Linked DNA regions of Homo sapiens: all the other regions are linked to region 2. The links are chromatin contacts, found by Hi-C or POLR2A ChIA-PET in ENCODE. All regions are on one chromosome and are shown on one strand. Each heading gives the region's core, a stretch centred on a gene start or an enhancer-like site at or near the end of the contact. The rest is flanking DNA. Distances are from core to core; before and after follow the strand shown.

Region 1 (4,181 bases), core at 1,601-4,100, 710 kb before region 2:
TAGGGAAGGGGCTTCTTCATGTGTTCTCAAAGGAGACAATTGCTTCAAGCAAGCTGAGGCAGGATGCCAGGTCTAGGAATAAGAGGTCCAGATCACAAAATGGTCATCTTTAACTATGGATTAGGCTGGGCGTGAAGCAGTTTCCTCTGCAAGAGCAGTACCATGCACACAGAGTTTAGGGCCAGGCAGACATGCATGAGTTCTTCTCTACGACTTACTGTGTAATCTTGGGCAAACTGCTTGGCCTCTCAGAGCATCAGTTTCTGCAAGTTGTGAGAAATAAATAAAATTAAGAATGTAAGGCATGTAACACAGTGTCTGAAAGTAAGAGTTCTATATGAGTGGTTTGTTATTGATTTGAAAACAGTATTCCTTCACCCAGAACAAATGATGTTCCTTGTGTGCCAGGCCCTGTATGAGGGACAGGTCCTCCTCCTTGACCTCAGGGAGTTCACTGTTTAATAAACCATGTAACCATATCTTCAGCACAAAGCACACCCCACCACCACCACTCTTCCCTAGAAGAAGGGCCAATTGCATACTAACTACACTTTGTTGAGTAGCTACGAGTCTTGCAGGTCATCCCCCTTTGAGTAGCCCTCCAGACTCAGCCACTTCTACCTTCAATTCACCCACAATTCTCTATCTGTGCACTTAGCAAACTAAGTTATTGTTGTTTGTTAATCCTTTGTCTCCTCCTGTGAGATCCTAAAGGATGAGGATTATCTATTCATTTGATCTGTTCATCTGATTATATATTCATCTCTGTAACCCAAATGATTAATAGATCATTTGATCTCTACATCTGATCGTTTATTCATCTCTGTAGGCCAAGGGTTTTATGCATTACTCAGCACAGGCACACAGAGATTCAATCCTATTGCTGAGTACATTGATTTCCAGCTGGGAATTTTTTCTGGGAAAATAGCCCTGCCTTCCATCTTTGAAGAGCCTCTTCTGGGCCCTGGTTTGGTTGGTCTTGTCATTTTCTATTACTGTGGTTCTAGCCTCAGTTTCCTAATCTCTATAAGGAGCTAACGGAACCTCCTTCACTGGGAGTTTATGATGATGACTGGAGACAATGCAGCTTCTCCGTGTCCAACACAGTTCTAGGCACAGAGCCAAATACCAAAAAAAAGTTGATTCCATTTTTGCCCTCAGTCAAGTCTCGTTGCCAATATAAGAAGACTAAAAATACAAGACAGAATATGAGTGTCACATGAGTGGCACAGACATTCTTCCAACTTGCATCTAGCCTCTGCCATATGCCACAGAATTGGCTGAAATGGGAGGATAAAAACATGCATAAAACAGTGGCAAGTGTTGGACAAAAAGATCTCAGGAAGAGGGTGAAAAGCCTTTTACCCAGATCCTCATTCCGGGGCTGCTGGAGCTGTCTTTAGCACCAGGCTGGAAAGCAGGAGGCTGTCCCATAATTGATCTCCCCTAGCTGTTTTGGAAACACATACACACACACACACACACACACACACACACACACACACCCCAATCACCAAGTTCTTCAGCATTTATTATGTGTCAGACACTGCTAAATGATTTACAGGTATTATCTCACTGAACTCTTAGAACAACTGTGTGAGGTGGATATGAACTTCCCCACTTTACAGCCGGCCACTTTGAGGCTCAGAGAGGCACCATAGCTTCAACACAGTCAAGCAACAAGTAAACGGTGGAGGAATCCACCTGCTGGGAGTTTACTGGCCGACTGGAAAGCAGAGAGAGGGTGGACCAGCACAAAGCCGCGGGGGGCTGGTAATGAGACAGGAAAGTTGGGTTCAAACCTGGGTCACATGATCCCCAGATCCCTAGGAGCCGAAGCAGAAGCAAAGAAAAAAAGGGGTGCAGCCTGGTGGGGAGGGGGTGCCCGGGAGGCCGGGAGAGAGGAGTCACGGTGGTTGTGCGCCTTCCTCGTCCCCAGTGCACAGGTCAAGCCTCTCCCCTCCCGCCCTCTCACCCTCCCAACCTTATTTAGAAACCGTGTCCCCGAGACAGGAAGGGCGGCGGGCCGAGAAGCACGGAGAGTCCCGGTCTCATTTCCTTTCGAATCCCCCTGTGGAATTTCATTTCATACGGTGAGGAAATCAGAGCGCGAGACCGTCGGCGGGTCTGCAGCTCCGCAGCTCTGGGGCGCCTCCCCGCTGGCGGCTGGAGGTGGGCGGCTCCCTGCGCAGGTCGGGCGAGTCTGGGGGCGGGGAGAGGCCGGGCCCCGATCGCCGCTGGTCCGGAGTGAAAATAGCTGTGGACTCACGCAGTACCAGGCACCATGCTAAGCCTTCTACACTTTATCTCTAATCCTCCCAAGTGACTTTACAGAGGAGACTGACGCCGAGGGGTTGAGCAATTTGCTCAAGGTCACACAACCGGGACTGAAAGCCACAATCGGTGTAAATCCAAATCCCCAATTCTTTGTGTACGTTTCTCTGCCTGACGGGGAGGTGGCCACCGGCCTAGGTTACAGCTGAAAGGAGACAGGAAGGAAAGGGGGCAGATGGAACAGGGCGCACTTCTCACCTGCAGAAGGGGGCAGGACGGCGTGGCTGGAGCCACTGGGCTGCGTCCCTGCTTGGCCCCTGCGCGCCTAGATCCGGGTGGGAGGAAAGCAAGAGCCGGGAGGCGGGCGGGGCGGGGCGCTAGGGGAGGGAGGGAGGGAGGGGCGGCCGGAGGAGGGGGCCGGAGGGCGGGGGCCTGACTCCTCCTGCGGGAGAGCGGCCCCGCCCCGCCGCCTCGCCCCTAGCTGCCCACCGCGCCCGGCCATTGGAGAGGCCCGCTGTCCGTCCCGCCCCGCCGCCGCGCCGCGAGCCTCCAGCGCCGCGCAGGGCTCCGGCGGTGAGAGCTGCGCAGCGCTGGCTGCTGGCTGGCCTCGCGGAGACGCCGAACGGACGCGGCCGGCGCCGGCTTGTGGGCTCGCCGCCTGCAGCCATGACCCTCGCAGCCTGTCCCTCGGCCTCGGCCCGGGACGTCTAAAATCCCACACAGTCGCGCGCAGCTGCTGGAGAGCCGGCCGCTGCCCCCTCGTCGCCGCATCACACTCCCGTCCCGGGAGCTGGGAGCAGCGCGGGCAGCCGGCGCCCCCGTGCAAACTGGGGGTGTCTGCCAGAGCAGCCCCAGCCGCTGCCGCTGCTACCCCCGATGCTGGCCATGGCCTGGCGGGGCGCAGGGCCGAGCGTCCCGGGGGCGCCCGGGGGCGTCGGTCTCAGTCTGGGGTTGCTCCTGCAGTTGCTGCTGCTCCTGGGGCCGGCGCGGGGCTTCGGGGACGAGGAAGAGCGGCGCTGCGACCCCATCCGCATCTCCATGTGCCAGAACCTCGGCTACAACGTGACCAAGATGCCCAACCTGGTTGGGCACGAGCTGCAGACGGACGCCGAGCTGCAGCTGACAACTTTCACACCGCTCATCCAGTACGGCTGCTCCAGCCAGCTGCAGGTGGGCGCCCCCACCCCCACCCCTGGCGGGACCCCTTGGGGAGGGACGCTCCAAACTAACTTTGCAGAGCCCATGCCAAGTTGATCATCCTAGCCCGAAGGAGACAGCTCTCCTGGAAAAGTGATTTCCATCCCCACCCCCACTTTCTCAGGGACTGGAAGCCAAAACGTTGTGTAAGTCATCTGGCCTGGGAAAGAACCCACTCTTACACCCCGCCCTTCCGTTTTTCTCTCTTGCCCACCCATGTCTGGCCCAGACCCCTAACCCCAGTGGAGCTGAGGGTTATCTCTGCCAAGGATTCTGGCCGCCACTGCTCGGTGGGCGAGTGGGAGGGAGCCAGCTGCAGCTAAGACTTGGAGGGAGTGATAAGGAGACCATCCTTCACCGAACTTCCTTCTCCCCACTATTTTTGGGGTGTTATTAAATGAAACACTACTGCACCTTTTTCTGCTGAATAGCCCCTTCTCACGACGTCCCGCAGCGTTTTAGAGGTCATGCATGAAGGAGTGGTTGGGTTGGCTTGAGTTCTTTCTTATCCTCACAGTTGAAGGCACGTTTAATGCTTGGAGGGTGAGAAGAAGCTGCAGGAAGGTGGTTGGTATATTGGAAGAAATTTTTTTGCAGTCATTAAAAAATGTAAAGCATATCTAATGATAGAGAAAATGTTTATTCCACAGTAATAAGAATTTGCATATACAGGGTGATTATAATCCTGCAAAATAAAAAATTTATTGGGA
Region 2 (3,758 bases), core at 1,179-3,678:
CTTTAAAATTGCAGCAAAGAATATGTTTTCCTGTAAGGGTCTGCAAGAAGAAAATAAGCTTTATTTTGTCCTTTGCAAGTTTCTTCATTCTAAACAGGTCTGACAGTTTCATTATATTTTGCCTGATTATTAAGTATGTGGAAGAGCCAGAAACATTATTCTATGTAATCATAAAATTAGTAGTAGTAATTATTATAAATAAATAACATGTGTATAGTACTTACTATGGGGCAGACACTCTTCTTAGTACTTTAGCTATATTAACTCATTTAATGCTTACAAATACTCTATGAGGTAAATACCATACACCACCATCCTCATTTTTAAGAAACTAAGACAATTATGTCAGTCTCTTGCTCGAGGTCAAGCTAATAGAACAGAAATTTTAACCTATCACTTGGATCCAGCATCTGTGCTCTTAATACTCTAATCTGCCTAGAGAAATTTAAGAAAACGCAGAAATAAAATGAACGGTCTTCAAATAATAAAAAGAAGAGGGTAAAAAATGTTAGATCCCAATGTACAGTGAGATTGGGGCGCACAATCGGGTGAAAAATACAAAAGTAACACTTAACACCCAAGCTTTTCTGAAATTTGAAGTCTAAGATCCCACAAACTGACAATCCCAAGAATATCTATCTTGTCTCTGCAAAAAGAATCCTTTCCCATCTTTTCCGTGAAAATCTTAGTCATGACATCATTATATGTTTCAGCTAGGAATTATGACAGAATTTAGAAACTGCGTGTAGAAGATGTAACATTTATTCCTAAAACTAGCCAAACTGAGAAAATGAAGAACTTACGCCACTCTTCTGAAACATTTTAAGGATTTTTTAAAAGATATTCACAAGTTGTTATATATCATGAGAAGGAGAATCACATTTTGGAGTAGTATCTTTGAATAAATTGTCAAGATACTTCGTTGACCTTACTGGTTATCAACCTAAAACATGAAACTGAAAACTTATTTATGTCAATTCGGCTCTTACTGGCGAGTCAATTAAAACTCAGTTGGGTTAAATGTTGGTACCGAATGATTACGAATACCCATTTCAGAGCTTAAAAAAATCTGATTGCAAAACATCGCGCACTTGGCGAAGCCAGGAACCCACACTTAAATACATCTGCCTATACCACTGTTGCCCAAAATCTTCCAGGTCGCCACCCCCCTCACCTTTATCTTAAGTAAAAACGTTCAAAGAAGAAATCACCCACTCTTACTTCCTCAAAGGTAGTCACTCCCCACCCCCAAATCAAAAATCGATCCTCTCAATTCGGCTCCTCCTACAGAAAAGGCGACCTTCAGGCGCACCCGGTCTCCGCGGACAGGACGGAGGCGGACACAAAACCCCCTTTAATAAAGTCTCCCAAACTCCGCAAATCGAAGATCACTTTCCATCCTGAAAATTCCACAAGGGTCTTAGAGTGACAACCCTTACGCTCCTTTAACAGGGTCCCTAACTCTGCCCCGTCCTTCCAACTTTCTTAGAAAAGTCTCTAACGTGCCTTTTAAACTACTAGAATCTCAGACCCGCACTCTCCCCTTAAATCCCCCCAAAGGCCAAAACACTCCCCATCACATGCAAACTGATTTCAGGGCAGACTTCTCAGACCCACGCAATCACTAGAACCACTCTCCTTTGCCTAGTTCCTGCTTGCTCTCGGCCCCACATCAAAATCCCCGTAGGCAATTTCAATTTTCTCCCGCACGCCCGCGTTTTCCTGAGTGACACCTCTCCCTCCCCCCACAGCAGCCCGCTCGTCCCCGCGCCCCCCGTTTTAAAAGAATTTAAAACTTTCACTCCGCAGTCTCGTAACTGCCAGAAGCTGCACTTACATTCTCGTCTCCAGAGAGGTCTGGATTGCTGTTCTCGTCACTGCTCAGCTTCTGCTTCTTGGCCGCAGGCATGTCTGTTCCCGCCGGCGCAGTCGACACTTCCCTCTCGGACATATTCCTCCGCCTCCCTCCAGGTTCCTGCCGCCTGGGGCGGGGCCTCCGCCACACCGCCGTCAAGCAAGCCCGGCCCGAGCTTGCCGCAAAGTTGCCGCTGCCGCCGCCACCTCCACCGCCCCCCCCACTGTCGCAAATCGCGCCCAGCCGCCGAGGCGGGCGTGCGTGCGACCCCGCCACACTGCTGAAAAAGGGGCGCGCGCGCGCGCCCTCCCGCGCGGCTTCCTGGCTCCTTCCCTTCCCCAACTCCCGTCTTGCCCTTTTCCCGCCGCCCTCCCGGCAGTCTACACGATGTAAGGTCCGTTGGATTAAGAGGGCAGTATTAAGTATGTCTCCCTTCCCACCACCGCCTCGAGAAGAGGCGAAACTCAAAGGGATGCTCCCTCACCCCCTTCCTCCTTCCAAAGACGTTTCAGCCGCAATTGGCCCGTTCCTTCGATCTCCGACCCGCTGCTAGGGAGCGAAAGTCTGTGGAATGGGCTACACCACCAATGTCCCAGGAAACGGGGGAAGATACAAGACGTCACCTCTTGCTTTAGCTGTGCATGCCACGTTTCCTTAATCTTGAACTTGGAGGACAGCGCTTCCTGACTATTCACGGAACTATTCATAACCTAATTCTTCCTTGAAGATAGAAATGCAAAAACAGTAACCTGCTTCCCCCTGGCTTCCCCCATCTGGCGAATGGAAAGTACCCGTCAGGGGATGCGCAGGCGCCGTGGCGTACTCTTGCGCTGGGTTCGTCGAAACCCGCCTCCTCCAAGCCCCTCCTCTGTTTGAATTCTCGTTTGCTGAACCAGGTAGTTTTCTACCCGGTTTCCGAATCCCAGGGTGGATTTCAAAGCGCTACCGAATTATACTCTAGACGCTTCGTAAATTCTTGTCGGATATTTATTCTGTTGACTATTTATTGTAATGAATGATTATCCTTCCAGTTGCTACCAATAGTGGTTAAGACTTAAATAGAAATATCCTAACATTATGAGACTAGACTCCAATGAGTTACAGCCAAAGTGCTCTTTTTAGCTGCTAAAGGATAGGCCCTGAACTACGCCAAGGCCTAAGAATCAGTGCTCATCTCCATTATGAGATTGTGATACTTAACCGACAATGTTTTGCTTGTTTTTGCACATCAGATACAATGAAATTCTAGAAGGCAACACAACTGTTAAACTTCACCAAAATATTTGCCTCTGTTACTATATCTATTCTCTAGCAGGTGCCAGATAACATTGGTGAGCCTTGTGGAATTATTATATGGGTCATGAAACCATAACTGAATGAGCAGCAGGAAAAGGAGAGTGATGACGAAAAATAAAATACGGCATCCGCCACCTTTTTTTTGTTTTTCTTAGAACATGATTGTGACTACTTATCTATTCGGGCTTCTGTAAAAATGTCCTCATCTGTAAAAATGAGGAGGCAGGAAGGGAGAAAGGGACCTACCATTTCTTGGGCACCTGCTTGATGTTGTATATCTTTTCTCTTCTAGACCTCATTACCCACCTAGAGTGCACCATCCATAAAATTCTAGTATACTTGAATTATTTCTGCATGATAACTTTATAACCAGGACATCAGTTTCCTTATCTGCAGATTGCAAGTCACTCTTTCTTTTGTAGATAAAGAGAGAACTCTTGGTTGAGAATGAGAAAAGGAAGTAAAGCAAAGGCAGGTCAGAATGAGAGGTTTCTGCAGTGAAGACTTTGAAATAAAGAAGCCGAAAAAAAATTAAAGTTGAGGTCTCAATGACGGCAGTCATTTGTTCAGTACTTCCAATGTTCCAGGCACTACTAAGCACTCCTCA
Region 3 (4,180 bases), core at 198-2,697, 560 kb before region 2:
GTCAGTGTTACAAAAATGAGATCCATATTAGGCACCTTGGAAAAAGGCTTCCTTCCCAGTTCAGGCACAGGAAAGGACAAGTTACCGCTTGACTTTATTTAACTAGGAAAACTGCAAGTGAAACAACCTTTTCGTACGCAGATGGGGTGCAAACACTTTCACAAATAAACATAGTGGCTTCTGGGGGCATTTTCTAAGTTCCTTCTCCCCACTTCACCTCCAATCCACTCCTGACAGACTTCATGGTAGGCACGGTTATAAACCTGTCACAAATACTCGCATGCACAAGTAGGATCTTGAAACAACATGCAATAAATATCCTGATACTACTTTGACATAGGGCTTTTGACCACAGCTGACCTCATCTATAAATTCAATTCTTTCTCACATGACCATGTGATGAGGATTCTGGCACTGGCCTACCTGTTCCTAAGGAGTGCACAGGGAGCCCTCAAATTTAGTTTCAGGAGCTGAGAGAAGCAAGCCCTATTCCAATACCTACACTGAGCTGCTTAATTCTTACTGGTGTCACCCAGTGGGCAGTAAAACAAACAGGATTTTTATCAGCTGCTTTCTCCTGAGGTGCTGGAAAGCAAACCTAATTTGTATTCTGGAGAGGAGTGGTGGTGTTCCTTCATCTGAACAAGTCTTCTCCCGCTCCTTTTAAAACTTTAAAACTTTTATTTAAAAGTTAACTCGTGATGAATGCCTACAGGCAGAAGAACTATTTGCTTACAACAACTGTTGTTAGTTCAGACTGTAGTGTCTAGGGTTAGCACCCCCGGAACGCACACGGACAACCACTCCGGAGAAAAGATTCTATTTCCCAGCCTGTATTTGCTGCACTTTTGCACTTCTCTTGCTTGCTTAGGTGTGTTCACAATCACATGCCCAGGGTTAAAACTTAATATTCAGAACTTGATGGAATCCGGTATATGCAAAACTCAAGGAAAAGAAGTAGTGGTGGTGGTGTGTTGGGGGGGTGCATGGGGGTGTAGCCATCGCCCCCGCCGAAGGACAGCTTGCCGAGAGCCGGCTCTCTCTGCTTCCCAACCAACATCCTGCACCCAAGACAGCAGGATCTTCTTTCCCCATCCGTTTCATGGGTGACACTGCATGAATCCAAATGACCTGCAGCCCCCGCCGTCTCCCCAGAGCTCCTTCAGGCCCCCAGCCCGTGTCCTGGAACCCCGAGGACTGCCCTGGCGAAGTCCTGCGGTGCCTCCGGCAGCCCGCAGTTACCCTACCCCGCGCATACCCGGCCCTTTGTCCCGCTCCTCCCGGCGCCTCGCCTCTCCCGCGCCCGGGCGGATGCCCCAGTCGGTGCCCGCACTCACCCGCGCCGAGCAGCCCGCCCGGGCCGCGGCTCGCTGCGCCGCTCAGACAGGTGTGGGCGCCGGGAGAGAGCGCGCGGCTCCCATGCCTGCCCCGCCGCACAGCCGAGTGCGAGCAAGCTGGCGAGCAGCGCAGGCAGCTGGCGGGTCCGCCCCCCGCGCCACCCGAGGCCCGCCCGCCCCGCCTCCGGCCTCGGGGAAGCCGCGCGGACGCCGCCCGCCCCACTGCACATAAACCGTGCCCCCCTCCCCTCGCCGCTCGCCTGCGGCCGGAGCAGGGTGGAGCAGCCCAGAGGGCCTGAGGCCGAGCGTCCCTGCGCAGGTGGGCCCCGGTGGCGCGGCAGCAGTCGCCAGTCCGGGCCTCTCGGCGCCAGGCAGCACCGGCTCTGGCGGGCTCTCCTGCCCGGGACCCGCGCGCCGTCACCCTTTGAACACCGCGCATCCCCGGGTCTGGCGCGCGGCCTCCTGAGCGAGACTACGGCCTTCGCTGCTGGGAGCACGCTGCCAGCTCGCAAAAAGACCAGGTCCCCTACAAAAGGCGACCCCTCCCCCAACAGCCTAGAACTAGGGACGCGGGCCACACCTGGTGTATGGGGAGCCCTGGGCAAATTTGAAGAATTGGTTCAGAACCTGTGTGCGCCCCACCCCCACGTACACTTTTAGCGCCTTAAGGTGCTGACCGAACTCCTAGTTTCTCCGGTGCCTCCAAAGAACAGAAACCTGTATTCCCATGGCAGGGCCACCAATGCTTTGCATTTCCTTACAGCACTCAGTGCTGTGCGTGGGGCCCAAAGCACCGGGGGTGCTTGGCAGCTTCTGAGCGGCGGTGGCTGGGGAGCCCACTGGCCTCAGTTCTTCATCGGGGCACCAGCTGGTGGAGCCACCTCCTTGTCCAGTGGGCCTACTTCCCTGAATCACTCCAAGCGGTCGTTATCTTGGTGGTGGTGGTTGGGGGCCAGGGTAGGGGGGTGTGCGGGGAGTCCTCTCCTAACCAGGCTGGAGACCTTGCCATTTAAGGTCCTAGTGTTAGAGCCTTCCTATTTAGTATAGATTACTGTGTATTGAGCGTTTTCGGTCAAGAGCTTTACATATAGGCCATTGTGGTGAAGAAGGTGCAGAGATTACACTAATTTTTATAAGGAACAGGAGGTTTGGAGAGGTTTTATGACTTGCCCAAAATCACACAGCTACTGAATGGTAGGACAAGATTTTGCACTGAGCCATGCTTTCTATCAAGCTACTTAGCTTTCCTTTCTCCTATCAAAGTCTACTCTCAGAAAGGGAAGGTCTAAAGTGCTATTTCACACCAAGGTGTTACTGATATGCCTAATACGTTGGTGTTTGCAATTACTTTTACATGAGAAAGCCCTGAACACATTATTGTGTGGTCTTTTCTTTTATTTTATTTTCAAGACAAGTACTCCCTCTGTAGCTCATTCTGGAGTGCAGTAGCAGGATCATAGCTCACTGCAGCGTAGACCTCCTGGGCTCAAGTATCCTCCCTTCTCAGCAAGTATTACACGCGTGAGTCACTGCTCCCGGCCTGGTATTTCTTAAATAGAAAGGAAACTGATATTTTCCACCATTTTAAGGGCAAATTTTTCTTAGCTTAGCTTCAATTGTTTTCTTTTAAAATGTCACATTAATATATAGAGACATAGGCCAGGCTCAGTGGCTCACGCCTGTAATCGTAGCACTTTGGAAGACCAAAGTGGGCAGATTGCTTGAACTTAGGAGTTTGAGACCAGCCTGGGCAACATGGCAAAACCCCATCTCTATAAAAAATACAAAAAACCTAGCCAGTTGTGGTGGCACACGCCTGTGGTCTCAGCTATTTGGGAGGCTGAGGTGGGAGGATGGCTTGAGCCCAGGAGGTGGAGGTTGCAATGAGCTATGATCACCACTGCACTCCAACCTGGGTGACAGACCAAGACCCTGTCTCAAAACACACACAGACACAAAACCAGATATAAACTTATGTTACAGCTTTTGAACAACTCGCAAATAAAACCAAAACAGATTTATAAAAATTTTCTTCCAGAATAATAAAATTGAAATTAGTAACGTTTCCTGGACTACTATCAGCATTGCATGGTACTGACAGCTGAGGCGTCAGTACCTTTGACTTCCCTGTGGCTCTGCCACTCTCATGATGTGTGAGGTGCCCAATGCAGACTCAATTCTCTCACCTCTTTCCTTCGTTCCATCTACCATATCTCCTTTGCCCACACCATATGTCATTGCAATGGGTTTCTCTTGACTCTAATACATTATTTAGGTATTTGTGCTGTTTCTCTCTTATTAGCATAGCAAGTGAAGTGGTAACTCTTGCTGCCAAAGACTAGTACACACAGGTGCTGCAATCAAGAGGCAGTACTTGGCATGAGATGGTCATCCCAATGATCCAGAATGTGTTTATCTTTTATTATAAAAATTTTAAAGATTAAATTGAGGATCTCTAAGTGTCTGTAGCTCCCAATTGAAGAAACACCATTAAAAGGTAAGTATCTTAATAGAGGAACTGGAGGTGCAGCTGGAAGGAAGGGAAGAAGGGAGAGATTTATCAACCATGCTCAAGTTGTATTAGAGTCACTTCAATCCAACAAATATATATTGAGCACATATTACATGGAAAACATTGCGCTAGGCACAAAATTAAAGAGATGCATATAGGAGGACCATACAGCAACATAATTAAGAGTGGCCTGTGGCATCTGACTATGGGGTACCAATCCAAGGTCTGACGCTTACTAGTTGTGTGGCTTTTCACTTAACTTTTCTGTACCTCAGTTTCCTCCTCTGTAAAACCAGGACTTTCTCATAGAGTTCTTTTAAGAATTGAATGA

What was found. A loop is a pair of places that touch in the nucleus more often than their neighbours do. ChIA-PET counts read pairs that join two places held with the same protein, here RNA polymerase II (POLR2A). Pooled maps may share reads with other maps.
Region 1: a map of gastrocnemius medialis shows a loop between it and region 2 (3-fold over the local background). The contact joins the promoter of FZD4 here to the promoter of EED in region 2. A Hi-C loop is called at or near these places in 1 of 168 maps with a recorded cell type or tissue (gastrocnemius medialis) and 4 of 50 pooled maps.
Region 3: a map of chondrocyte shows a loop between it and region 2 (4-fold over the local background). The contact joins the promoter of PRSS23 here to the promoter of EED in region 2. A Hi-C loop is called at or near these places in 1 of 168 maps with a recorded cell type or tissue (chondrocyte) and 4 of 50 pooled maps. POLR2A ChIA-PET finds 5 or more read pairs at or near these places in 2 of 52 experiments (activated CD8-positive, alpha-beta T cell and activated CD8-positive, alpha-beta memory T cell).

Annotation. Positions count from the first base shown.
Region 1 is chr11:86,954,064-86,958,244 of GRCh38, reverse strand. FZD4 (frizzled class receptor 4) reads left to right here and starts at 2,850. Exons shown (of 2, transcript NM_012193.4): 1 at 2,850-3,444. The coding sequence starts at 3,160. It overlaps FZD4-DT (FZD4 divergent transcript), which reads right to left and starts at 2,624. Exons shown (of 3, transcript NR_038905.1): 1 at 2,533-2,624; 2 at 219-263. RefSeq lists silencers at 2,123-2,272, 2,623-2,992, 3,123-3,172.
Region 2 is chr11:86,243,423-86,247,180 of GRCh38, reverse strand. It overlaps EED (embryonic ectoderm development), which reads right to left and starts at 2,428. Exons shown (of 12, transcript NM_003797.5): 1 at 1,838-2,428. The coding sequence starts at 1,951. RefSeq lists enhancers at 1,916-2,444, 2,445-2,975.
Region 3 is chr11:86,797,809-86,801,988 of GRCh38, reverse strand. PRSS23 (serine protease 23) reads right to left here and starts at 1,447. Exons shown (of 2, transcript NM_007173.6): 1 at 1,338-1,447.